Regions from separate parts of the Homo sapiens genome. Here all the other regions are linked to region 3. A link is a loop called in an ENCODE intact Hi-C map of the cell type or tissue named here. Cell type or tissue: gastrocnemius medialis. All regions are shown on one strand. Links, peaks and the distances in the headings refer to the core of each region. The heading gives the core; the rest is flanking DNA. Region 1 overlaps MEIS1-AS3 (MEIS1 antisense RNA 3). Region 2 has its middle 12 kb from the start of LINC02245. Region 3 holds the start of SPRED2 (sprouty related EVH1 domain containing 2). Region 4 overlaps ACTR2 (actin related protein 2).

The links. Peaks named below come from ENCODE experiments on the same cell type or tissue, not always from the same donor. Only the 100,000 strongest peaks of a DNase experiment are listed, where the experiment ranks them.
Region 1: it touches region 3 in a loop (3-fold over the local background); 4 of 110 quality-filtered maps call a loop at or near these places.
Region 2: a loop joins it to region 3, with 2.6 times the contacts of the local background. A loop is called at or near these places in 2 of 110 quality-filtered maps.
Region 4: a loop joins it to region 3, with 5 times the contacts of the local background. A loop is called at or near these places in 78 of 110 quality-filtered maps.

Annotation. Positions count from the first base shown.
Region 1 is chr2:66,425,968-66,431,458 of GRCh38, forward strand. MEIS1-AS3 (MEIS1 antisense RNA 3) reads right to left here. Exons shown (of 4, transcript NR_046438.2): 4 at 1-1,195. Among named protein-coding and RNA genes, the nearest start is that of MEIS1-AS3, 4.8 kb to the right of the region's middle. In gastrocnemius medialis, for the core only: a CTCF peak has its summit at 3,223 (motif pointing right); no DNase peak of the experiment used is centred there; H3K4me3 peaks cover 531 bases; H3K27me3 peaks cover 2,063 bases.
Region 2 is chr2:64,941,899-64,947,389 of GRCh38, forward strand. No RefSeq gene overlaps it. Among named protein-coding and RNA genes, the nearest start is that of LINC02245, 12 kb to the left of the region's middle. RefSeq lists an enhancer at 4,524-4,763. In gastrocnemius medialis, for the core only: no CTCF peak of the experiment used is centred there; DNase peaks (open chromatin) are centred at 983 and 2,063; H3K27ac peaks cover 2,790 bases.
Region 3 is chr2:65,427,482-65,432,972 of GRCh38, forward strand. SPRED2 (sprouty related EVH1 domain containing 2) reads right to left here and starts at 5,118. Exons shown (of 6, transcript NM_181784.3): 1 at 4,481-5,118. The coding sequence starts at 4,506. RefSeq lists silencers at 3,461-3,970, 4,001-4,050, 4,821-5,020. In gastrocnemius medialis, for the core only: CTCF peaks have their summits at 3,338 and 5,152; DNase peaks (open chromatin) are centred at 3,080, 3,593, 4,420, 5,150 and 1 weaker place; H3K4me3 peaks cover 2,631 bases; H3K27ac peaks cover 3,151 bases.
Region 4 is chr2:65,262,812-65,268,302 of GRCh38, forward strand. ACTR2 (actin related protein 2) reads left to right here. Exons shown (of 9, transcript NM_005722.4): 8 at 2,232-2,364. Among named protein-coding and RNA genes, the nearest start is that of ACTR2, 38 kb to the left of the region's middle. In gastrocnemius medialis, for the core only: a CTCF peak has its summit at 2,440 (motif pointing right); no DNase peak of the experiment used is centred there.

The DNA of each region.
Region 1 (5,491 bases), core at 319-5,318, 1.0 Mb after region 3:
CCCGCGCCCTACCCCCACCTGGGGCGCTGGGTTCCACGCCTCCTCAAGAGGTGTGAGCGCCCGCGCTGGGCGCCCGTAGCGCGGCCCTCCTGTGTCCCCACTTCCACCCGGCGGCCGCTGGAAGCCGGGAGAAGGAACGGCACCAATCCCCTCACGCTTCTCCCAGGACGTCTGATCCCATTAGCGCACCTGAAATCACAACCTTGGCCACAAATGCGCGCTTGTTGCGACCCCTCCGAGTGGGCCGCCGTGCCGCAGGAGCCACTCTGGGGCCGGGGTCCCCAACCTCTCCCCCCTGCAAGTCCTAAAAGGAATCGTAGAGCAATTGATCTCGGAGGAGATGAGCGCACCCCGGGGCTCATTGCTGCCCCTGAGGAAGAGCCGTCCAGGAACGGAGGCGAGAAGCTTCCAGAATTAGGCCAAGAGGCAGGTGGCGGGGTGATCCGGCGTCCCCGAGTCCAGCTGGGGAGAAAGGCGCCCTCGGATGCTCAGCCCCAAAGCAGCAGAAGACAGAAGCCGGTGCGCCATCGTCGCTGCGCCCCAGTCCGCGGGTCCTCGCGCTCCTGCTCCGGCTCCCGGGCTGCCACCCACCGCTGCCCAAGCCTGACCAACTCCCAACTCCCTCCGGCACAGGCTGAGGCGACCCCCAAAGAGAAAAATAGGATCGCAGTCAAAACTGGCGGGGATGGGGCACACTGGTGGGAGAGGGGACCTTTTCACCTTTTGCTCTTCCCAGGGGACACAGTCCCCCAAACCTACGTCCCTGCGCCAAACCAGGTGCGAGCAAACTCCGCGGACCCCGCAGCTGGAAGTGCATCCTGCCGGGACCCCCACCCGACCCAGGGAGTCAGCGCGCCCCAGGGTGCAGGCAGGCCCAGGGCTCTGGGTGGCTCAGGGCACGGGGACCGGATCGCGCTGCAGAACACCGCCGGGACCCGGCACCCGGACGCGCAAGGGCGACAGGGCAGCCCTGCTGTAAGGACTGTGCCATGAGAGGTTCTCATTCGGTAAACAGTGGCCCTCCCAGAAGTGGCCGCCGACCTGCCAGTCAATGAAGTTATCCTCCGGGAGCTGGGAAGAAGGGGCGCCTCGCGGGGCTGTGGGCTCGGTTGCGAACCGATGTGTTTGTGGCTTATAAGTTTATTTCTCCCACTAGTTACCAGTGTTCAAATTGGCCCTTTCTCGCATAAATCGCCTGGAAAAAAAAAAATGATGTTTAGCTAGCATAGCCATATTCTGACGTTAATTTTTTTAAAAGGACAAAGAAAGATGATATTTGTTTTTCATTTTTAAATAAGGGCACAGAAAAGCACGTTTTCAGATATTCACAAGTGAATAACTACTCAGCAGGCGTCCTTCAGCTTCCTCTTGTTCTTTGCTCCTTTATGTTTTTGACGCTGCTAGAATTCTTTCTGCGCCGCAGGAAGCCTTCGATGTTTTCCTTATTCATTAGATAGCTCAATGAAATGTTAAAATATTTATTTTTGAATAATCAGTAAGATTTTTGCCTGAAGGTTTTCACAAAATATGCCCCTTTATCCAGTCGAACATGGATGCTAAGCATGGCCAGTGTGACTCATCCTGTTGCTTCAAAGGTAAATGTTTGCTATTAGTGACTAGAGCACGTTCGCCAGACCTCTTCCAGCACTCAGTACTTCAACTATTAGTTTAGAATATATCAAACGTGTATGCACTTGTGATTAGTTCCTGGAAGAATTTTCTACATTTTCAAGCTATTGTTATGAGGATTTTTTTTTCTTTTTGGTTGGTTTTCTGATCTAGACCAAACAGCATCTCAAAAAATGACTCCAAACAGCATCTCATAAAATAATAACCTTTCACAGTTCAGTGGTTTATACTAAAGTTTAAAAGACACCCACCACCAACACCTCCATTTATATAGAACAACTGAGGCTCTAATACAGCAGTGCAAGCAATCTCGCTGCTTTAAGTAGCCAATGTCAGTTCAGATTCTCTTGATGTATCTATATTTAATCCAATATTTTAAAGTCATTCTGACATAGTGCCACATCGAAATGTATATTGAAGTAGATCATTGAAATATATTTATGCACAATAAAATGTCCTAAAGCTGTCTCCTTTTCACTATTAGGTTTTTATTAAAAGACGCCCTAATACCTAGTCAAGTGCTGGCAAGTTTTATTAAAATGCGATAAGGAGTTTTAACTTCAGAAAAGCACATGAACAATTTTAAAAGTGCTTGCACCAAAGTCTATGTCTCTTGGACAAAATCAGCTTGACTTCTCCATGTATGTGTATGTGTGTGTGTGTGTGTCTATACACACATAGATACATATACAGATATATATTTGGGGGGCATTGGGCTTATTTGTTTCTTAAATCACAAAATCACTTCTCTATGGTAACAGTGATTACTTCAGAAACTGTCACTGTCGAACAGAGGTCAAAGTTAGCTTCATGCTTTTTTTTTTTTTTTTTTACAAAGCTTCCACAATGCTAGAGATCTATAAATGTTTTCTTTTTTAAATCACAACCAAAATGTGCACAATGTTTCTTAATGTTTAAGAGAACATCAAATGGTCTCTGCCATATGAAGTTGTCTGACTGTGAATTTCACCCACACTTTCTAACACTTGTGCTCTCCAAGTGAAAACACTGAAGTTTTACATTTTCATCCCAAATTGCCAAAAGGGAACTGCACTAAAACTTTTATAATTACCAGTGTCATTTCCCCTCTCCTAAAGGGTTTTTTTTCTTGATTACCAATGTCACTTTCCAAATTCCAAGAACTGATTTGTACATGCTAGATTATCGAGGCAGTAGATAGATTTAACTTGACTGTCAAGCAAATTCATCCTCAGTGTCAAGCAACCACTACTGTTTTTTGTTTTTTGTTTTTGTTTTTGTTTTCAGAGTTGTTGAATCTGTCCTATCTTCCTTTCTTTTCCCAGGCTGTCTTCCCAAGTTTAGGCATATGGGTACACACACATGCACAGCTGTATTCAATGTAGGTTTTAGCCTTGTGCCTTAATCAAGTGTTTGAGCTATACACCTATGATTGATATCATATCCTATCTTTGGATTTGAAAAACATGGTTAGACCCCAAGACCTGTCCTATGAGTCTAAGTTGGGTACTGTGGTTTTCTCTTGTTAGTTACCAGCACCAAATCATACCCCCAACCACCACCTCCCACCCCCGTAAAACAAGATTAAAGTTTGTCATCAAGGCTGCAGTTTTTCTATTGTCCAGTAGACGGCACAAAAGATCAAGCCTTCAAATGCTAAACAATTCACCAAGGCTGCTGTGGTTTGAAGTGTATGTGTGTGATCTTCTTTAAAATAGCTAACCAGCCAGCATTGTATCTGTGAAGCAGTGAAGTACCTGAAAACTTAAGATAACTCACTAAAAGTTTTGAAACGTAATGATATAAAAAGGTTTTGCATATGTCAACAAAATGTTGCTTCAGAAAATACACTTTTAAATAACTTCAGAGAAAAATGTTATTTAGAAATTTATCATTTAAAAGTTATCTTTATAGAAATTAAAGTGAGAGAAATTACAGGGCATTTTATTTTTAATTAAAAATAAAGAAAGTATTTGCACCGTGAGACTTGAAGATTCTATAGCGGAACTTTGCATGATGCATCTATGTTTTTTACTACATTTAACATACAACTCAGTCCACAAAATTGAAGGTTGTATTTCAAATGCACTTACACATAAATGCATATATAATAGGTACTTGGGAAGGGGAATAAATTCTCTTGATGAAGTTTTGTGGGATAGCTTTTGGGGGATATTGGAGAATGAGGCCAGTAGAAACAACAGTTGGGACTTTGCCTCTTTCAGAGCAATGCATGACTTTGGCTAATATTTATATTTTACTAAAAGGCTTCTATTTCCTTTTCATTCTGCAGACACTCCTTATGTAGCAGTTTGGGGGGGAGGGTAAAGTGTGGGCTAATAACTCATTTCCCAGTTAATTTTATTAAGAATTTATAGCACTGTTTAGAAAGTTTTAAGACAACCATAAATTTTATTAGGAATACTTTATTAAGCCCTCCATTTAATTAATAAAAGACCTCTATAACTTCTGAAAATGTCAGAGCTAGTAATTATGTTAACCAGTGTAGTTTTTTCCCCCCTAGAGACCAAAGCATTTTAATGATTTGAAATAGAATAGTAAGGAAAGCACCTCCCTCTCACCCCCCATTTTTTTTCCCTAATTTTTGCATCATCCAGTCAGAATATAGTAACTTAGGTATTTTCCCTGCAACCCTTGGAGAGCCTAAGCTGACCTCTAATTGACTTCTGAACTGGACCCAGACATTCTTTGTTTTCTGAAGCAAAATGCAGTAAACAAATCTTTCAGTCCTTATAGCCTGTAATGCTTTAGAGCACTTGATTAACATCCTCCCTAATCCTCTCAGTTAACCCCCTTTGATATCACCTAACCAGGTTTCCCCCTTTAATAGATCTCTCAATAGTTTATTTCACTTTTCTCACAGCCATTCATTAGCTTTGACTTCTTGGTGCCTTTCTCATATCACCTCCAGGCTCTTATCTCCAGCATTCCTCTATTATCTGTACTAGATTTCGAATCTATTTTCTTTAAACTATCTTTCCCTCCCTCCTCTTATTTCTGTTTTTTTGAAATGTCAATGCTAGTGAGGGGGAGAGATGCAGAGGATGAATGTTTTTGAAATACAAACGCCAAGCCTCCACACCACAGGACAACCTAAAAACCAATCACAGCATTTTAAGGGACATCTTAAAGTTTGGTGGCAAATGATAAACCCTTATCATTTTGTGAACACAGCTGCCAAACTCGATTGATTAACAGGCTTTTGTTTATTCTGGGCTGGCAAATACACACACGTTTTACCTTAAGAGGTGCCTCTTTAGTTTCTAAGGGTTTTGGAGCTGACTCATCAGTGTGACCTTTTGGGACAAAAGCCTAATTTAGGATATAGATCTTTCCAGAAGCACAATTCCTTATAGAACATAAAGTCAGGGGAGTTCTCCGAGACGACTTTACCAGCAGCTCAGAGGAGCACTGAGGGCTTGAAATGCCTCCATACAGGAGGGTGTAAACAATAGAGACCAAGGGCCCAGTCTGCCTCCTTTTGTCACCGTTCTCTATCTCTGGAAAGATGCTCTGAGATAAGAAGGATGAGAAGAGAACGGAAGGCCTGAATCGCAAGAGCTAGGGCCAAGTGCCAGAAGTTTTCACCAGGCCAAGTTTTTGCAAAATAAAAGTGCTATTGCCTTAAAAAAGCAAGTATCTGAAATAAGTTAGGAATAGGGGCTGTCAAAAAATGGGCATAAATATTGACAGTAGTTTACTAAGATACCTAGACCTGTCCCTTCATTTGTTTCCTTTTAATAGATGATTAATTGCTGCCCTGCTAAAGGAGTTTTTTTTTTTTTTATGGCTACTATATTGCAACTCTAGACATCCTCTGTGCAATTTCTCTCAGCAAGCCCCAACTGTAATAACTGTTTGC
Region 2 (5,491 bases), core at 149-5,148, 490 kb before region 3:
TCCTTCCTTGCCCTCTCTGCTTGTTGGGCAGCCATGGAATTGCACCATCGAGGTCTCCGGCTGCAGGGAGCAGTCAAGTGACAGCCACAGTTCCCGCCCTTCAGGATCCCTCACTGCATCCCTCCAAAGCCACACGTCCCCTGAGCTAATTCCAGCCAAAGGCTGAGCATAACACGGCACTAGCTTCTGCCTGATGGGGAATTCCTCTGAGGGCCAGCTTTGGCTCAGGGACTCCCCATCTGCCTGGCCAAAACCTTCTTAGAACCATGCTGCAGTCTGAGACTTTCCTCTCCAATCATCCTTCCTGCCCTGGCTCCTTCCATGGGGTCAGACCCACATCATGATTCAGAAGCTCCAGCAGAAAGCTCTTCCTTTCGCTGCCTGCTCCTCCTGCTCTGTTAATGAACATGCCTGTCATACAGAACTACCTCCCATCATGTTCTGCTCTCCTCCCCTGGTTTTGTACATGCTGCTCCCTCTGCCTGGAAGATTCTCTCTTCTCTCCCTGACCCTTTCCCTGGTCAATCTCTATGCATCCTACAGGATCTAGCTTAGTGGTCACTTTGTTCACCCAAGACAGGCATTGATGGCTCACCGTGGCCCAGGCATTGTTCTGGGAGTGCACTGGGGATGCAATAAGGAATACAAAATAGGTAAAGCCCCTGCGTTCACCAAGCTTACTTTGTGGTGGGTAAATGGTCAATAAACATATTTTTCAAAACAGATCCACAATCCGCTGGTAGAAAAGATCAGTACTGTAAAGAGAATAAAGCAGCATGAGGGCATGGAATGGAATGATAAAGGCGGCAGGGTGGGTAGGGATTGTTTTAGACAGAAAGATTGGAGAAGGCTCCTTGTGGAGGTGATGCCTGAGCAGAGTCCTGAATAACATGAATGAGTGGGTCATGGAGCCATCTGGGGGAAGCTCTTTCCAGGCCAGGGGAAGGCATCCAGACAGCAGAGGGCAGCTGCAGTGGCCTGCCGCCCATGGCTCTGGGGTGGGTGCCCCTCCTGTGGGCTCCTGCAGCCACTCTTGCTTCCCTAGCAGAGGGCATATGTACTAGTTAAGGGAAACTGGTTGACTGGTCTGCCTCTCCTTCAGACAGCCACCCGGTGAGGACAGGACACTTGCTCGTCAGCCTAACTGGTTAGTACCCTATCCCCTGAGCCTTGCACAGCTCTCGACATGCAGTAAGTTCTGATGGCTGAATGCGTAATTACAATAATAGCTGTCCGTTCATGGAGCACTTACGGTGTGCCTGGCTCTGTGCTGAAGGTTTCACTCATACTTTCTCACTTAGTATTCCTAACAGCAAAGTAGGTAGCATTATCATCCCCAGGTATACGGCCACAATAGGCTATTCACACTTTCTCTGCCAGGCCCAAGGAAACAGGCACAGAGAATTTAAATCACGTATCATGGCTCTACAGCTGAAAAGTGTATTTCAAGATGTATAAAGGCTGGGTGTGGTGGCTCACACCTATAATCCCAGCACTTTGGGAGTCTGAGGTGGGAGGCTTGCTAGAGGCCAGGAATTCAAGACCAGCCTGGGCAAGATAGTGAGACTCTGTCTTTACAAAAAAAAAAAAAAAAAGAAAAGAAAAATTAATTAGCTGGGCGTGGTGGTACACGCCTGTGGTCCCAGCCGCTCAGGAGGCTGAGAGAGGAGGATCACTTGGGCCCAGGAGTTTGAGGCTGCAGTGAGCTTTGATCACACTCAGAGGCGTGAGGTGCCCCCAGCATGGTATGATTTAGAGGGTGGAATTCTAACAGAAGGCTCCTAGCATTTTAGTGTCAGAAGGGACATTTAGAAGATCCCATCCCATCCGCTGCACACAGGGACGCTGAGTCAGAAGGCTGAGGTGACTCTCAGGCTGCCTTACTGTTTGCTCAAGCTTAAACTTGACAACAAGGATTACAAAAGCCATTTGATCAGAGGCCTGGCACTGCTTAACTGAAATGAGAAAACATGTTGCCGTAAGGATGATTATGTAAAGGGGGGATGCGGTTCCCAGACTGGCCTTGCTCGTGTCTGCTGGAGCCCTGCCACAGTTACTCCAGCATCCTGCCCACACTGGCAAGCCCCGGCAGCCTTGGCCTGCTCTTTGCCTTAGCGTTGCCATGCTGCTTGCTTCAATGCCAACTGGCCCCATGTGCCGGCCACTCCCTGCCACTTTGGCAGTTCCTCTGGTGCTCCTGGCAGTGCCAGGCATTATGCCATGGTTCAGGCTTTCCCCACCCCTGGAGCAAAAGAAATGTGCAAAAGGCCCATCGTTCTTACCATGGGAGAGGATGCATTCAGCCCCATCATTTTACAGCAGTGAAAACTGAGTCCCGGAGGGATGACGTGACTTGCCCAAGGTTCCAAAGCTGGTTGGGGACAGAGCCTAAGCAAGACTCTTGTTCATGGTTTCTTCCTCCTTTGGGGCCTCTGCCTCCTCTCTGGCTCTCCTCTCTAGTGATCCCCATGCTGCTTCCCTCTCCAGACCAGAAAGCTGTCTTCCTGTCCTCGCCCAAGGCCCCAGCATTAGTCCCAGCCGCCATCCCTCATGCCCCATCACCTCCTCTCTCAGCCTCTGCTCTGCTCTGCTCTGCTCTTGCCCCTCCAATCCATTCTCAAAAAAATAAGCCAGGTCACATTACTTCCCTACCAAAAGCCCCTGATCACTCCCCCTCACCCAGAGGAGGGATCCTTGGCATGGCATTCTGTTCCTCCCCAGCCTAGTCCTAACTGACCTCTGCAGGTTCATTCCTAAGGCGTCCCTACACACCCCTGACATTCCAGCCACACTACTCAACTACCCCATAGGCTGCTGCGAGAATTAAATAACATCTGATAAGCCGACAGCACCTGGAGTGTAGTAAGAGCTGTCACCTGTGTGGGCTGGGCACTTCTCCACCAGACTAAATTCTAGAGCCCACCTGAGCTGGCTAGTGGGCGAGCACTGCTCTGCTCTCTGAGCCAGGACACATGTCCTTAGCTGTGACCCTGGCCAGACCCTCACCTCCCCGGGTCCAGGTTACATGCCCCAAGAAAAAAGGTACAATGAAGAACCCCTCTGCTGTCCACGATTTCTCAGGAACTTTTTCGGTTTTTGAGAAAAAAATTTGAAGTGGTTCCTATGAAATGGCCACATGGTTTATTATTAGTTCCTGGCCCTCAAGAGCAGCGGGGAGCTACTGTCCCCCTTGGGTCCCTACCGTCATAGCTGCAGGTCTCAACTTGGGGCTGGGGAAAGACACCCGGAATATTCCCCATGGGGCACAGGGGTGGAACGGGCCGTAGGTGCTCTTTGTGTTCTAGCTACTCATTCGCACAGGAGGCACTTTCAGCCTTACAGGCTAAGGCATAAGAGCCCAACTTCATGAATGCATCGTATCACATCCAGAGGTGAGCTGTGGGCAGTGAGCGGTCCCAGTCGCAGCCTCCATGATGAAGGTAGATTCCTACCTGCTCTGAAAACCTGGCAGCTGTTGGCTCATGAGGTTACCCACCTGTCCATCTGTCTATCCATCCAATCATCCATCCATTTCTCCAGGGGACATTAACTTTGCCTCTTTCCCATGTTTATTTTCTGAACAAAACCCATTGGGAGAATAAAGAAGATCAGAAAAGCAAACCAGCTCTCCAAAACTCACTTTGATTTTTCCTTTCCCCCTCCCTCTTCCCTTTTTTCCTTTCTTATACCTGGGGTACATATCGGGTGTCGTGCAAGATAAGTTACAAATAAGGATGAATTCAATTATCTCTCCTTTGTTATAGTTAATTTAGTTTCTGAAATATTTCAAACGAATGGACAAGTATGGAGAATAACATAACAGTCATAAAAGACCCATCGTCCACTCCAACGAACATTAACTTTTCACCATATTTGCTTTGAGGTTTTTGTTTTCTTAGGAAACAAAATGCCATGGGTCCAGTTGAAGTTGCCTTCCTCAACATCACTCCACCTCCTTTCTCTATGAGCTCTTCCCATCCAGTGTGGCGTCTTCCAGCAGGCTTTAGGCTTTTTACTAGGCCCCTAGGTTTAGACCCCGTAAACAATACATAGGATACCCCATAAACAACACAACATATTGTTTATGGGAGTTTTGGATTTCGGATTTTATGGGCATGATATCATACTGTGTGTCTCCTTTTGCGACTTGCTTTCTAATTTTATTGGATTCTTTAAAGTTTCATGTGTAATACATGCTGGTTATAACAAGTTCAAGCAACACAGAGATAGTAAGGAAAAGTTAATCATCTCCATCTGCCTGACTGTAATCCCACTGCCCCAGGTAACCACTGCTAACAGTTTAACAAACGTCTTTCTGCACCTTTTCTGCTGCTCACACAAACATACACAGAGGCTTCATCATAAAAGCTCATGAAATGCTGAAGAAAGAGCCAGAGAAAGTTCAGGACAGGCCAGAGAGCATTTAGGACCGGCAACATGAACAGACACGGCTCTCTGGTGCTACAGTAGTGAGAGGCAGCAGAGGAAGACGTGCAACCTCCCCTGCCGTTAACCCACATCCTGCTGGGTTTCCCCACTCACACCCCCCACGTGACAGGCCCAGTGGTCTCAGAGGTGTCCAGGGCCAGTGGTGAGCAGTGTCCTTTCTAATAAATGTCCTTAGACCTGGCAAATGGGGAGGGTCCAGGCCGTCACTCGCCGGCTAGGTGGCTGTGGCAAGTCTCTGTAGTAAAGGGGCCACGAGACCTCTGAAGTCCTTCCTGATTGATGATTGTCAATCAGATTGCTCTGGCAGAGAGATGAGCTGCTGCTGGGTCCGAGATGCGGAAGAGCCTTTGGGAAGCTAGACTGTTGTAACTCACACTCTGGCTTTAGTTGTGCCTGAGAAGGGATTCACAGATGATATGTGTTTTCTGACTGCTCCATGAACCAGGAATGAGTACACTGGATGCCAAGCAAGTTTCCAAGTGTTGGATTTTGTTTGTTTGTTTTCTTCTCTTTTTACTTTTTAAAAGTGTAATAGGACCAGACATGTTAAGCTCAGAGATGGACTGGAATGTTTTTTTGCCCTTGCCAAAAGAAAAAAAAGAATCAATCATTAGAGCTTAAGTTTTGTTTTGTTTTGTTTTGTTTTTCTTAATTAGTTTCATGTGACTGCAAAGCAGTAAGAGAAACTGAATGCAAGACTTTGGTCAGCTTCATCTGGGTGGTCTGTTCACTTGTTGACCCTTGAGGCTGTAATAGCTTGGAGAGGAGCATAAACCTTGCTGGGACTTATAAATTGAGATTTGACATGATTTCTAAAGATCTCTCCAGTTGTTAAATTCTGCAATTCTTTGTGTTTTTTTTTTCACATGTATTCATTCAATAAACTTTTTTTAAGTGCCCAGTATGCGTCAATCATTGTCCTAATATTTGGGGATATCAGTGAAAAACCAGACAAACCCCCACCCTCATGGAATGAAGAACTCCTTACACACAATCTCAAACACAAGGACTTCCACTCTTCATCAATATTCCAATAATTCAG
Region 3 (5,491 bases), core at 258-5,257:
AAAGAAAATGGATCAATACTCACTGTATCGGTTTAATTTCCACAACTGTTATTTCAGTTAACATAGATCTAACATTCCAATAATAACCAACTCTGAATTTGCACTACTCCCATTATCTTTGAGGTGTATCACAGAATTCTCAAGCCCAAATTTATTTAAATCCATTTTAATTCAGTATGCCCCTCATGCTTCACAGCATTTTCTGGGAAGATAAGTGAAGTGAGAAAAATGATGGCAATGACAGATTGTCACCAGTTCAGAAGAATAATGAACAAGCATGATTGGCAGAAAGGCTGCGAGCTCTGAGTCAGAACGACTGAGGCTGGACCACCCCAATGGTTCATAGTGGTTAGTTAAGAGCACAGAGACCTTCCTGAACCAGGCTACTGGAGTGCTCCATTCCCAGCTCCTTCAGTTACTCACAGGATGACCTTGAGGAAAGGACTTCACCTCTCTGTGCCTCACTTCTCCCTATTATAATAGGGATAATAATACCAACTACCTCGCAGGATTTTTAAGAAGACTAAATGAATAAAGTGCTTTAAAAAAATGTTTGCTGTCTCGGGCAACTAACTTGACCTTGGCTTTCTCATCAGTTAAATGGGGGTAATACCTTCTTCACAGGGTTATCTGAAAATGAAGCTCAGCCTGAAAGAAATCTATCTCAGTGCCCTGCAAAGAGCCACATAGGGCACCTGTTTTATGCCTAGCCCTGTACTATAAGCTTTACGTAGGCTGTCTCATTTAATTCTCACAGCAGCTCCACAAAATAGGTAGTGTCTATTCCCATTTTGTCCACTCCATATAAAACTGACATGACATATGAAAGTAAACTGCCTTAGATCATAAAGTGAGCAAATGGCTAAGCCTTAAGCCTTAAATACACGTTACAAACGCATTTAACTCGGGGTCTTCGATTGGTCTCTGGCTGAATAACCAGTTATAAAAGACATTTTTGCAGACAATTCAGGCAGAGTGTTAAAGACACCAGGGAATTATTAATTTTGTAAAATGTGATAATAGTATTGTGGTTTCACAGAACAGTATTTTTATCTCTTGAGAAGTAAGCTCAAATATTTAGGTACAACAGTCCCAATGTCTGCAATGTCTTTGAAATGGTTCAGCAAAAATACTTACACCTGTTTTATTAATGGGAAACATTTCAACGTTAGGGAAAATATGACTGAAAGGGAAGCTGCAAATCCATTCCCAGCAAGAAGTGGGTTACAGAGAAGAGTTCATGAAAGGAACAAAAGAAAAAGCTGAATGGCAGCTCGATGTCTCCAGGGTTAGAGCTTGGTTCAGTAAGGTTTATCTTGTCTGCAAATTTCCAAACCATTCATAGCCATGATCAAACGCTTTAAAGATAGTGACAAAATAGGTATGGATTTAAAAAAATTTTCCAACCCTATGCACAGAGGACGACTTACAATAGTTTGCTGATGCTCTTCGCTTCTTAAATTATATTTTTAAAAGTCTGTATAATTGTAAATTTTAACATGCATTTTTATGTGGAGGGGGGACGAAAGAGAATGGTCAGTGTATTTTCTATATGGAAGATATCTTTTGGGACCATTATCAACAAGAGCAAAGAAACTTTCCTGAATTACCATATATTAGAAGAATTTTAAATTGACATGGAAAACAACATTAGAAAACAAAACATTATTTTTTTAAATTAAGCACAATTTTACCATTTGCAAGATTCTGATTTACTGCATTCTGATGCTAAATGAAACAGATATTATCTGGACCATTCAACAAAACCTTTACTACATGTAGACTATCAAGTCTATTTTACCTAAAGTACAAATATATCTTTCCTAGGTCTCCAGTTTGATGCCACCAGTTCTCTTAAGTAGCAAACCCTGCCTGGTTCCAAAGGTATCTGAGAGACCTCAAACATAAAATCATTACAAGAAAAAAACAGATCAAATTCACCCAAAGTAGGAATCTAGCAAAAATCTAACCAAATATGGCTACCTTAATCAAACAATAATTTTAGCTCTAGACTTAAAGACAGTGGCAGCAAACAACAATAAAACAACAAAAAAGCAATCACAGCAAGCTCTGTAATTCAGAGAGAAAAACCTTACTGTCACTAACATTTAAAAGGAATTTTTCAGATGCGTCATTACACAGGTACGTTGAACAAAATAATAGACAGTGGCTACCATGGCAGTTTACAGCCCACGAAGTCGCTTTCTTCTCAGGCATTTTAAGTTTTGAGCCAAGGTCATCACATTAAAAATAACCCCTATAAGCCCATTTCTTCAGTGGCTAAGGTGCCAAGGCTTTCTCAGTCTCTAAGTGAAACTAGAACTCCTCAAATATCTATCCTCTCAACTGGACTCGTGACAGCAGTGGAGGCTACGGCTTCATGCTGAACTTGCTCTGAGAGCCTGAAATGGAGCTATTCTTTCCTCGCTGGTGATCCCACTCGAAATCCTTCTGCTTTGGATAGCAGATGGAGAAAGATGCAAGGCTGACAAGCTGCCACAAAAAGAGCCAGGTCAGGCCTGTATTCCCAAGGGGTGGAGCCAAGGTAGAGTGGTCAAACCTCTCCAAGAATCTGCAAGGCCAGAGCACAGCAACCAGCCTCACTGCTACTACTGCTACTCTGTGTGCAGGTACAATCGAGGGCCCATAAAAATATTGATTTATTGGTCACGTTCAAAAGGCAGCAAGGCCCAGCAGCATATTCCTTCTCTGTATTTCAGCCCTAAAAGCGCAACTTTTTTTCATTTTACCATTTTAAGATGCTATATACGAAGACAAAGCAAAACGTCTGAAATAGAAACACCAGCAGATGCGGTGGGACGTCTGCGACAGGCACAGCAGCAGGGATCCTCTCCTGTGACGGCTGTCTGGAAGATCAGGGGTTACTGCAGTCAAAGTTCCCTGGGGACTCACAGGAAGGAAACTGAAATTCCCTTTCCCAAACACCAGCCCCACTCCCGCCCGGACTGGCAACAGCAGACGCCAAAGGATAAAGGGGGTATATTTAATAAAGTGAGTAGATTTCCTAGAGTAGGGCACAGCACTGTCACCTGCTGCAAGAGACAAGCCTCCCAGTCGCCCAGCCCTGAGTCACTTCCCCTCCCAGCACTCTTGAGGCTCAATGCCTGCGGGGGGCAAAAGACCTGGGGCCTCCGGAGCACGCCTTCCGAAGCCCACACTCCCCTGCAAAGACGCGCGCGGGGCCTCCCTCCAGGGCGCGTCCCCGCGGCTGCCAACCAGCTCTTTGCGCCCAAGCCCGCGCCGCCGCTACCTTGGCTAATGGCAGCACTGAATGAAAGGAACGGATGCAGGCTCCGGATTTATGAATGTGCAGGGGAGGAGGGGAGGGATATCATGTGACAATAAAGGAGCGCGTCTTATTCACAAAAAAAAAAAAGTGGCTGGTGGCGGGCACAGCCACTGAGCAGCAGCGGCGGCCGCCGCGCGGTGACCGCTCAAACCCCAGGCATAAGACTTGAGGCGTCGGGCCCCGCGGCCCCGCCCCCGTCGCACCCGAGACTGAAAACGCCTCAGACCAGGGAGGGAAAATGCCAAACTGGACCCCTGGACCGCGAGGCAGGAGGCAGCTGCACCTCCGCCCCGGGCTGGCGACAGTCACGGGTCCCGCGCGGGGCGGCCCAGGATCCCTCCGGCGGAGCGCCCCGAGCATTGTTCCCCTCGGGCCCGCGGGCCAGGCACAAGCCCGTGCACGCGCACCCGCGAGGACACTCACATACACACACACACACGCGCGCCCCCAGCGCGATGCCCCGCACGCCCCCGCCGCACACGCCTCGGTCCGCCCCGAGCCGCCCGACCCCGCAGGACGCGTGTGCCGGCCACAAGCGCGTGCACAGGCACTCACGCGCCGCGGGGCCCCTCGGGCGGCTCCAGCACGCCGGCCCGCGCGGGGACCCTGGCGCACCAGACCCCCGCGCAGCCCGCGCCTGTCCTCCTCTCGCTCCGCCGTGTTTTTTATGAATGAAAATGTGGTATGCAAATGAGAGCGATTCAAGAAAACGAAATGGCGGAGCCTAGGCCCCAGTGGGCTCCGGAGCGGACTGCAGGGCTCGCGGGGCGGCGGGAGTCACAAAGTCACTGTGCAAAAACCCACCAGCCCCGGGAAGCCGGAGTGGGGGTGTCAGGTCTTCCGCTCTAGCCGCCGAGGATTTCGGGGGCGGGGGAGCTGTAAGTCCTCCGAGAGGGAGCGGAGACCGCCGGGAGGTCACCCGCACGCCCTTGGCCCCCGGAGCTGCCACCAGCCCGCCGACCCTAGGCGTGCGCCCGCCAGCCCGCAGCAGTTTTTGCCCTCTCCTCACTTCAACAAGCAGGGAAGCCTCGCGTCCCAACGCCGAAAGGTCAGCGAGTCGCTGCACCCCACGCCAAGTTCACCCAATAAGCGTCCCCGCCCGCATCCTCAGCCCCGGCCCCCACGCTGCCCCTGAGGGGCACCCTCGTCCCACCCCGCGACCAAACTTACTCGTCTGGGTGTGTTTCTTCGGTCATTTTCTTGTTCACCTAGACGCCTGTCCCGCGGCGGGCAGCTTTGCTCCCTTCATCTTCCTGTCCGCTCGCCCCCCTTCTTCACATCTCCGGAGATCGCCTGATTTGGGGAGGGGGGGCGGCTAGAGATGAAGAGGGCGCCGCAGCAGAAGGGGAAGCAGGGCGCGGGATAGGGTTTGGGGGAAGGGGTGCAAAGGCAGGCTGCGCGGGGAGTGAACGCCGCAGCGCCGTGGGGAGAGGCGGGCGGAGGCTCCGGGGGCTCGGGAGCGGGCAGAGGGGGCGAGATTTGGGAAGGGGACGGCGGTGGGGGAGAGCAGGAGAAAAACAAGCGCGCCTCGGAGCGGCAGGGACTGCTGCGAGGAGGAGGAGAGCGCCGGCCGCGGGTGGGGGGGCTCAGTCCGGGGTCGCCCCCGGGGGGCCGGGCCAATCACGGTTCCGGGGAGCGGTCGGCGGCCGGGGGAGGTGCGCCTGGGAGGCGGTGCAGGGCGCCCCGTCCGAGCCCCATCTCTCGACTCCACCGATTTACTCCATATTGGATTCTCACCGCCGCCAACAGGAGGAGGAAGTAGGGCGGAAGCGATGACGTCTTCCCAGCGGCCAGAGGTGGTGGAGTGCAAAAAGCTTCCTACTTGCGACCGAAAAAAAGGGAGAAGAAAAAAAAAAAAACTTTGTCCCGCCTACTGAGCACGCCCCGCTTCCTCTCCCCCTCCCTCCTGGCTTCCACTCCCGGGGGAGCCGCGGAGCCGAGTTGTTTGCTTGCGCCGCGACCGTCTGGCTCCGAATCCTCCTTGATTAGGGCTCCGGGTTTTAGGAAGCCCGAGAGGAGGGAGGAGGCGGGAGCGGAGGACTCGTACACATCTGGCTCCCGTTTTTGCCCCCTCCCTCCTTCCAAACACCAAGATTAAAAATCGGGGGGTTGGGCGGGGGCAGAGATGGGAAACTCAAGGGAGGGGAGGGAGTAAAACAGCTGAAGAGGTGCTCAGGCTCA
Region 4 (5,491 bases), core at 358-5,357, 160 kb before region 3:
GATTAGCCAGGTATGGTGGTGGTGTACTCCTGTAGTCCTAGCTACTCAGAAGGCTGAAGTGGGAGGATTGCTTGAGCTTGAGAGGTAGAGGCTGCAGTGAGCCATGATTGTGTCACTGCACTCCAGCCTGGGTGACAGAGTGAGACCCTGTCTCTCCCCACCGCCACAAAAGAAAGTTCCTAAAAAAAAAACATATATATATATATAAAACATATTTTTATATGTTTAAGGGACTTGTTTGTTTGTTTGAGATAGAGTCTCGCTCTGTCGCCAGGCTGGAGTGCAGTGGTGCAGTCTCGGCTCACTGCAACCTGGGTGGAGTGATTCTCCTGCCTCAGCCTCCCAAGTAGCTGGAATTGCAGACGTGAGCCACCACGCCCAGCCTTAAGGGACATTTTAAATTTTTTTTTTTGGCAAATTGTTAATGGCTTTTTGTAGATTTTGGAGTTTTGGGTTTTTTTTTTTTTCAGTTTTGAAAAGTTTTCTTTTAGCTTTCTGATATCTTTCACAGATACTCTCTCTGTTTGCCATTTGTCTATTGCTCTTAGTGTTTTGGCCATGCAAAAGTTTGTTTTTATTTAGTCATATAAAAAGATTTATAGTCTTATTACATCTAGAGCTTGAGTCATAGTTAGAAATCCCTTCTCTACACTCAGGTTATAGAGGAATTCACCCAGAAGCATTTTGTACAGCAAGCATTTATTTGTGTAACCCTGAGTTAAATAGCCACCTAATTAATTTTGATGGGATGGCTTTGGAGCCAGGATAGTAATAGAAATTAATAAAAATAGCAATTGACTCATAACAAGCTATAAACCTGGTAGAAGATGATCAGAAATCGAATCTAGCCTTCATAATTATGGTAAATTCTCATGATAGGGATTAGGGAGATGATTTTGTTCTTTGATGTTCATTCACAGCAAAATTGTATTTAAAAGTACATGCCAGCTGGGCGCGGTGGCTCACGCCTGTAATCCCAGCACTTTGGGAGGCTGAGGCCGGTGAATCACGAGGCCGGCGAATCACGAGGTCAGGAGTTCAAGACCAGTCTGGCCAAAATGGTGAAACCCCGTCTCTACTAAAAATACAAAAAATTAGCTGGGTGTGGTGACGGGTGCCTGTAATCCCAGCTACTCGGGAGGCTGAGGCAGGAGAATGGCGTGAACCTGGGAGGCGGAGGTTGCAGTGAGCCGAGATCGCACCACTGCTCTCCAGCCTGGGTGACAGAGTGAGACTCTGTATTAAAAAATAAAAAAAGAAAAGTACATGCCTGTTGCTGATTAGAGCTTCGACGTACCTAAAGTGCGGAGTCAGATTCAGTACCTTCTCCACAGAGTTTGCATTGCAAAGTGGAACAACTCAAATTTTGTTTTGTGTGTTCTGCATGTTGAAAATGTACATGTAAATGCTTGTGAGTACTTATCACATGAATCTGTATTTCAACTGCTTAGTTTATGCGACATTCACTGGGCTTGCTATGGCAATTAAATACAAAAGCAATGCTTTGTTAGAGTTGCAGTAGCTTTAGCCATTGAGAACCTGGAAGCCAGGTTGAAAAAGGCCAAAATGGGTGCAAATCAGCTCCCAAACTTTACTGTGAGAATTATTCCTCAGACCCTCGCTCAGATTCTGTTACTTTTACTACATATGCAGTCTTTTTAGATTGGATTTTCTGATCTCATAGATATCAGAATAGAGGGTACTGCTGTCAGTAGATAGCAGGGTACTGTATCAGAAAAGAGGGTACTGCTATAAGAAGCATACACATCAGTCTAGCCAAAAATAACAGCAGACAGCCTCTAAGCAAAGGAACAAAAAAGAAAACTACAAAAGATAAATGAAAAATTAAAAAGCAGGAATTCTGGATTAAAGTAGAATAGGGCTAATTATAGTAAACAACCACATCTTAGTGGCTTTAGGGAAGCATGTGATAAAATAGTTTGTAATGTAAATCTTGGTCATTATTAGAAGTCTCAGTTATATTCACAAAAAAGTGTATTATATACTTTTAGAAGTATTTTATTTTCATCAAAATTATGAAAAGATTTTATATGTAAAGAGGGGTCGTTACTTCACAGTAGTAATAACAGCAAATATTCAGCCCTGTGATTTACATGTGGAATTTTATTTAATTCTCCCAGCAACCCCGAGGCTGACATAAGTAACAGTAACCCTGAGATACCATTTTCCTAACCTAAAACTCCAAATGAATAACCATTGTGCCTTTCTAGATCTGAATTCTACAAACACATTGTGCTTTCTGGAGGGTCTACTATGTATCCTGGCCTGCCATCACGGTTGGAACGAGAACTTAAACAGCTTTACTTAGAACGAGTTTTGAAGGGTGATGTGGAAAAACTTTCTGTAAGTATTAGTAAATCAACTATTACTAACATTCTTTTAAAAGGCTATACAGTAGTTTGTGAATCTTGACAACCACCAGAGGGAGCAAGACGTCTTCCAAAACAAATTCCTACTGCAGTCAAGTGCATCCTGGAAATGATAGCAAGAAGGAAATAGTTCAAGATAAGCTCTGGTCACCTCTATAGAGTTGGTGGATGGAGGCAGTGAGGTCAGGGCCAAAAGTTCTGGTTCATCTGTAACAACCAGCACGGACTCTGAGGCACCTGTATATGCATGAGAAGAACCTGCTGTACTATAGGGAAATAAATGCCCCACTTGAGTTTTGTTCTTTTTTTAAACTTATTTTTTGGATATGCAATCAGCCTTCAGCACTTCTCTTGGGCTATCTCATATTTCTGACTTTATTTGTTGCATATGTTGTCTTCTCAGTCAGATTGAAAAACATCATGTCTCAAAATTTTTTGCATTCCGGTGACTGTCATAACTCTTGAAACAGACTTTAATTGGTTGTTGTTGGTATGTACAGTAGAAAGAAATTTTTAAACTAGAAATAGTTGATGTTTCTTTGGCATAGGTTTTTGTGTTTTTTCCACCAGACTCTGGACTATGTGAAGTATACAGTATGTGCTGTATACTTAACCAAGAGTTATCTAATCCTGAGTTAATCTCTGAGCTTTGTCTCACTGACTTTGATCAACTGTTTTAGATAATGAGATTATGTATTACAGAGTACTGTATGTTACATCTTTCATATATGACTCATTGTTGAAATTAAATTGAGTATGGGCTCACATACATTAAACAGATTAACAGACTGGAAAGGAGCCATACTGTCTAAGTACTTCACTTATTTTTCTGATTTTATTGAGTTTTACATATAATTTATAATTAATCTCAGGTGATCATTTATTCAGCAAACATTTCTTGAACTCCTGGGTGCCAGACATAGGTCTAGGTGCCGGGGACAAACAAAACAATGAAAACAGAATCCCTGCTTTTAGTCTAAATAATGTATTAGTGGTAATAAGTGATATGAAGAAAAGTAAGGTGAAGAGCTGGAAAATGTTAGTGGTTGGGGAGGTAGTGTGCTCCTTCATAAACTGTGATCAGGAAAGGCCTTTTGGATGAAGTGACTTTTGATCAGAGACCTAAGTTGAGCGTGAGAGGAGTGAGCCTTGTGACTGTCTGGGGGAAGAATCTTCCAGGCAGGAAAAATGCAAAAGCCCCAGGTTGGTGGGAGTGTGCCAGTGTGGCTGGAGCAGAGTGAGCAAGGGAGGGGGGCAGGTGGGATATGAGGTCAGAAGGGTAGCAGGAGGGCAGGTCTTGTTCAGCCATGGTAAAGGGTTTGGCTTGACTCCTGGTGAAATGGAAAGTCTTGGGTGTGGGGGCGGTTTAAGCAGAGAAATGATAGGATCTGATGTATATTTTTAAAGGATCATTAAGTCTGGTGTGGTGAATAGACTCTTGGGGGAAGAGGGAACAAAGGTGGGCATAGAGAGACCAGTTAGGAGGCACTGAGAGGAGGGGAGGGATGGTAGAGTTTTAGAATAGAGGAGGAGGTTGAAATGGTTGTTTTGGAGAATGGAAGCGAGAATAGAGAAATGTAATAGGATTGCCATGCAGCAGGAAGGGCTCAGTTGAGGTTAGTGATACATTATAGCAAGATGTTTTGTTTCTTTCCTATCTTGTTCAGCTGCTTGACAGCAGGTGCAATTTGTCTGTAGGAATCTGTAGATGAGTTCAGCAAGGAGGGAGTGGTAGATGGAATGATCTGATAGAATGAGTTTCAGTGGGGCTATGGAGTTTTAGGGATGAGCGAGATAGAAGCAGCAATGAAGAGCAATAACTCATATTACCAAACCTCCAGGGTTAAGGTAGTGTGTGAGAGAGAAACAGTAAAGCAGTTGAGGTATTTACAGAAGCAGTGTCTTCAGGGGCTAGCTAAGTTTCCCTTAGAGTAGAGGTGGTCATCTATAGCCCTTATGCCAAAACTGGTTTGTTTGTTTTTTTTAAGTTTTATTGGAACACAGCCAAGCCCATTTGTTTACATAATGTTACCTGTTGTCACATATTGTCTGTGGGCACCTTCTAGCTACATGTGGGGTTGGGTACTTGTCACGCCTACAAAGCCTCAAGTATCTGGCCCTTCACAAAAAAAGTTTGCTGACCCCTATGTAAGAGCAAGAAAGTAAAAGGAACAATTAAAACAGTCTCAGAATTGGTAAATAAACTGATGTTTTTCTTTATCTTGGATTGTTAGAACCCTTACAGTTCATTTATGTGACATAAATATACAAATGATTTAGAATGACATAGTTACATTGGGTCTTTTTTGCAGATCGTGATACTGTAAATGAAAAACTTGCTATGTCATTTTAAGGTTTCTCTTTCAGGTGTTGACCAACCATAAAGATAAGGATGTGTCCTTCCTAGACACTTAATAGTAGCTACAGAGTATAAAACTTTTCCCAATTGCCTTTAATTTTGGTTACTGTGTTCATTTTCTCATAACATCCTGATGATTTGTTTTGACCATATTTGGCCTTGTTTATTTTAAGAACATTTCATTTGATTTTGAGACAATAGAAAGTAAGCTTTGCTTAAAAGAAAAGAACTTCAGTTTTACTCTATTGCCCTGGACTAGAATCATAACAGTATGAGACCTTGAAGAAGTCATGCAAGTCCTCTTTTTTTTTTTTTTTTTTTTTTTTTTTTGAGATTGAGTCTCTGGGCTCACTGCAAGCTCCACCTCCCAGGTTTACGTCATTCTCCTGCCTCAGCCTCCCGAGTAGCTGGGACTACAGGCACCCACTACCATGCCCGGCTAATTTTTTTGTATTTTTAGTAGAGACGGGGTTTCACTGTGTTAGCCAGGATGGTCTCGATCTCCTGACCTCGTGATCCGCCCGCCTTGGCCTCCCAAAGTGCTGGGATTACACTTGAGCCACCACACCCAGCCATGCAAGTCCTCTTATCCAGACTTTGCTTGACAGCAAAGTGACTTTCCCAAGTGGTCATCTGCCATTGGATGGGAAATTTGCTCTAATTATGTCTTGGATGTTTGGTCTCTCAGTAGGGTGTTAAGTCATGTAATTTACTGATCAAATTAGGACACTCAAGAATGGAA